Regions from separate parts of the Homo sapiens genome. Here region 2 is linked to region 1. Evidence: read pairs that join two places in POLR2A ChIA-PET (ENCODE). Cell type or tissue: OCI-LY7. All regions are shown on one strand.

Evidence for each region. Peaks named below come from ENCODE experiments on the same cell type or tissue, not always from the same donor. Only the 100,000 strongest peaks of a DNase experiment are listed, where the experiment ranks them.
Region 2: POLR2A ChIA-PET joins it to region 1 with 5 read pairs; 1 of 35 experiments calls an interaction of 5 or more read pairs at or near these places.

The regions. Positions count from the first base shown.
Region 1 is chr10:88,993,883-88,996,382 of GRCh38, reverse strand. The region is part of intron 1 of FAS (Fas cell surface death receptor); the gene reads right to left. Among named protein-coding and RNA genes, the nearest start is that of FAS-AS1, 2.2 kb to the right of the region's middle. In OCI-LY7, no CTCF peak of the experiment used is centred here; no DNase peak of the experiment used is centred here; H3K4me3 peaks cover 2,160 bases; H3K27ac peaks cover 2,293 bases.
Region 2 is chr10:88,107,004-88,109,503 of GRCh38, reverse strand. No RefSeq gene overlaps it. Among named protein-coding and RNA genes, the nearest start is that of PTEN, 240 kb to the right of the region's middle. In OCI-LY7, CTCF peaks have their summits at 778 and 985; DNase peaks (open chromatin) are centred at 1,133 and 1,623; H3K4me3 peaks cover 1,549 bases; H3K27ac peaks cover 2,500 bases.

The DNA of each region.
Region 1 (2,500 bases):
GATTCCACATATAAACGAGATCATGCAGTATTTGTCTTTCTGTGAGTATAGGCCCAATTTTTAAAATCAAGCCTGAAACCTTACAGACATTCACATGAAAAAAAACAACAACAACCAGTTAATTAGGACCAATGATCTCTGTGAGAATGGCTAAAAACCAAAGCTAAATCCTCAGCAAAAAAACAAGAGTCTTCACCCGCATACTCTGACTTCCTCTCGCTCTCTTTTTCAAGATATCTGCCCTCACAAATAAAAAGTATTCACATTTCTCATATCTTATATTTTTATAGCCTCACAAAACACAGAGGTGAATAGAAACACAATGCTGCCTGACTTCATTGAAGGACAGGCTATCATTAATGAATCCAATGTCAAATTGTCAAATTTACTCTAATTTTGCCAGTTTATCCCAGTCCATGCCTTAACACAACCTATAGTAAGCTTGCTCACTTTGCTGGGCTGAGTACATCTGCTGATTGAATTTGTAGTCAGATTTGCTAATTCACAAGGCTGGCCTTGCTCTAAAGGTATGATTTTTTGTTTCTTTGTTTTCTTTGTAGACGGAGTCTCACTCTGTCGCCCAGCCTGGAGTGCAGTGGCATGATCTTGGCTCACTGCAACTTCCACCTCCCAGGTTCCAGTGATTCTCCTGCCGCGACCTCCCGAGTAGCTGAGATAACAGGCACGCCACCACACCCAGCTAATTTGTGTATTTTCAGTAGAGTTGGGTTTTTGCCATGTTGGCCAGGCTGGTCTCAAACTCCTAATCTCAAGTGATCCATGATCCACCCACCTTGGCCTCCTGAAGTGCTGGGTGACAGGTGTGAGTCACCTGCCCAGCCTAAAGGTATAATCTTATACTAAATTCACTATCATTTCTACTTAGTGGGACTCAGGCTAGTTGTCCTATATAACTATGATTGCCATTTCTAAATGTCTAAAGATGGGGTGACTGGGCTGTACAACAGTTTATTTCAAATCAAGAAAGCAGTTGTGATCAAAGGGAAGAACCACCTCATTTCCTTCCGGGGAAGGTGAAGTTACCAATCTTACAAAAGTCAATTTCTCTCTGATTTGGGCTTTACTACTCACACTGTCACTTCAAAGACAGTAAAGGTAGGCAAGTGGACTGAAGATTTGTTCCTGCTTGAGACTGAATTGAAGATATTTAATTGGTGTTAGAAGTAGAACTATATAAAAAGCTAAAGACTTTTTTTAAAGCAAGGATTTTCCAGAAAATAAAGAGGATTTATTAAATGTTATTTTTCCACTTTTATGAATATATATATACATACATAGCAAAAAGAAAACTACACACTAAGGCTATTGTAGTGTTGTACCTTATAAGGAAGTACAAGGTACAACATATAAAATTATGTTGCTTTTTATCGTTTTGAATTATTTTATTATTTTTCATCACAAGTCCTAAAATTTTAATATGTAAGTTCTATGAGTAATTTTTTAGTAACAAGAAAAAGTCATATATATATATGTATCCCAGTACATTTAAGAAATGCTTTTTTTCAATAGTAAATTATAAAAATAAGTAATAAATTAAAAAATAAATAATAAAAATTATAGTAATCCCAGCTCATTTAATAAATGCTCTCTCTATAATGTATCCAATAAAAAATATGAGATAAAAATTATGTAGAAATAGAAAAAGGTTTGTGTAACATGCAAAGGAACAAAAAACAGACTATATATAGCTCAAATTAAACATGCAATTATGTATATGTGTAGACAAGGCTAAGAATTTATAAGTAAAATCAAAATTCTTTACATTAGTGTGGTGAGATAAAGTATAAATGTAGTTTTTAAATATTTGCTTTTTGTTTCACATCATGTGGTCATTTTTTCTATATTTACCTATTTAAAAATAAGAAAGGGATGGGTTCACTGTCCTAAATTTGGTTTCAAGTTGCTTTTTATCAATTTCAAGTTTTAAATTGTGTTATTTTATTTTTCATCATAAGTAAATAGTCTTTAGTACCTATTACAAAACATGTGCTCATCAAGGGACTTTTGGGGCCCAAGATAATTTGCCAAAAGCAATTAACTTCCTAGGGGCTTTCAAGTGGGGGGATTTCCTTACTTAGGTTTCAGACCATCTCTTAAGAAACAGTTATTCTCTCAAACTGGCAGTTTACTCTGGTAATCTGGCACCCCTAAAGCAATGTAGTAGCCTTCAAAGAGATTCCTTTGAAACACTGACACTTCTCCTATGTGTCAGTATAAGAGTATTCAGAAGGAAATTACTTGTCCAGTGTCTCAAAGAGCTTACTCAGAGACAACGTCCAAATTCCAGAACTTCTTTGCCTCTAATTTGCTGCTAAGGGTGGTAACTGTATTTCAGGCATGAACATTAGAGGATTTTTCATCAGTCTAACTATAGCTGGTAGTGGGGGTGCTGCCATTTATCAATTTAATTTTTGCTTGCAAACCTGGCCATCATTTACAAATTTGTGTTTTTCCATCCTGGTTGCTAATGTCTTAATTC
Region 2 (2,500 bases), 890 kb after region 1:
TGGCTAATGATGTTGAGCATATTTTCATGTGCTTATTGGCCTGTTTTATATTTTGTTTGGATACATGTTTATTCAAATCCTTTGCCTATTTTTAACTGTATTTTTTTATTGTTGAATTGTAAAAGTTCTTTACATATTCTAGATTCTTATCAGACATATAATTTATAAATATTTTCTACCATTCTATGGGTTGTCTGTTTGCTTTCTTGATAGTGTCCCTGAAACACAAAAGTTGAATTTTTGATGACGTTCAGTTTATTCTTTGGTTGCTTGGGCTTCAGGTGCCATATCTAAGAAATCATTGGCCAAACTAAGGTCACAAAAATTATGTCTTTGAGGATGTTGCCTTCTAAGAGTTTTATAGTTTTAGCTATTACAGTTAGGTCTTTGACCAATTTTATGTTAACTTTTGTATTTAGTGAGAGTCAGAGGGTCCAGATGGATACTTTTGCATGTGGATATCCACTTATCTCACCACACTTGTGGAAAGATTATTCTTTCCCCATTGAATATCTTGGAAAGAAGAAACATTTTTAAGACAATCTTGACCAAACAGTCTGGCCCTGATTAAAAAAAATAATAATAAAACAGCCACCACAGTCTGAGGTATGACAGTCAAGACTGCAGAGATTGGCTGGAATATTTTGTTCCTACCTACGATGTGAAAATTCCATGAGAAGCATCTCAGCCCACCTCTCCTATATATATATTAGTAGGTTTTAACCTTGTTTAGAGTAACTTATCCAATGAGATTGTGGGCTTTTTAATATACATAGTAATATTCTGCTTAAAATGTTAAAAAGTTCACAGACACCCTCAAACAAAAATCCTATCCACAGATCTTTGGTTAAGAATCCCTGCTCTACTCTCCTTCCCACAGAGTTCTACCATTGCCAAGGCTGAAGCGACACCCCTCAGTGCAGCTGACTCACTTTGTGTTCTATTTATTTGTTTGTGTGTAGCCCTGATCTCTCCTTTAAGCTCCACAGTGCCACCTAACTCCTAGATATGTGTACCTTGTGCCCAGGCATCTCCAGCTCAACACATTCAGCTCATCATCTTCCCTCCCCCCACCCAGCTCATACCCCCACTTCCCTTTTTCTGGTCACAGTGCTGTTCTTCCCATCACGCAGGCTCAAATCTCAAAGTCATCTTCACTTCTTCTTCCTCTCACCACCCCTCCCCCAACAGCTAATTCAGTCTCCAGGTTTATATAGTTGTTCCTTTAGCCTAACCACCTGTCAGTACCCTGCCTAGTCCAAGCTCCTATTCTGAGGCCTGGGCTGATGCAACAGATGTCTCTGGCCTTGCTCATTTCTTGCCTTTGGGTTCTATACTTTCTAATTTATTTGAGTGCCAGACTTAACAGGTGAAAGGATAGTTCTGAGCATTTCCCTCTCTGGCTCAGAAAATCTTAATGGCTTGTCGTGGTCCTCTAAATGCAGTGCAAACCCAACTGGTCAGAAGTCCAAGAGCTTCCATTCTCTGACTGCAGCCAACCACCTGGCTTCATCTCCCGACTCTCCCCAGACTCCATGTCCCAGCCAGTAGTGGCACCAGTGACATTATTTGCACCATCATGCCACTTACCTTCACTCACTGCCCTGCCACCATTCTTGGCAAGCTAACCCTGCTGTGCCTTCAAGCCCAGCCCACTGTGATTGCCTCTATGAGGACTTTCCTGATTGCTGCAGGAGGACTCACTCATCTCTCATAGTAATTTACTTATTTTTATGTGACTTTTGCCATTATTGTGCATCTGACACCTCTCTTAGCACACAGCAAAATGCCTTGAGCAAAATGCTTCCTTAATGAATATTGGTCACATTCAGCAGTGATTCTCATAAGGGAATGTGAATCAGAATCACTTGGGGAACTTTTCAAAATACCCCACTTTGGGACCCAGACCTCAATATTTGAAAAGTTTCCACTGATGATTCTGATGTGCATCACTAATTTGACTACTTGTCAAATTAACAAATGATGGTAAAAAATATACTGAACATCTACTATGGGCCAGGCACTGCATATGCATTATCTCATTTAATCCTCACAGAAACTCTGGGGTGGGGTGGGGGAGGTGGTATTATTATTTGTCCATTCTTCAGATGACGAAACTTGCGCTTAAAGAAACTAAATGCTTTGCCTTAGGTGGGTCATGTATAAATAAATGAAGTAAGTGAAATGAAGGTCTCTAAAGGTCACTTACAATCTATTTGAGAAATTTAACAGTAATTTCCCAAGAAAATCTATGTTCAGATTTAATAATTTTGAGCTGGTTTCTCATTTTCTTAGCTTTGTGACCTTAGACAAATTACTTGCCCTATCTGAGCATGTTTCCTCTTCTGCGGAATGAGCATTATACCTACTATTATTGTAAGGTAGAAGGAAGGATTCAGTGAGTTACAATATGTAAAGTACTAAGTGCCTACACACAGTAAACGCTCAATAGGTTAAGCTATAACTATCATTATAACTATTTTTATTCCAAAATATGCAC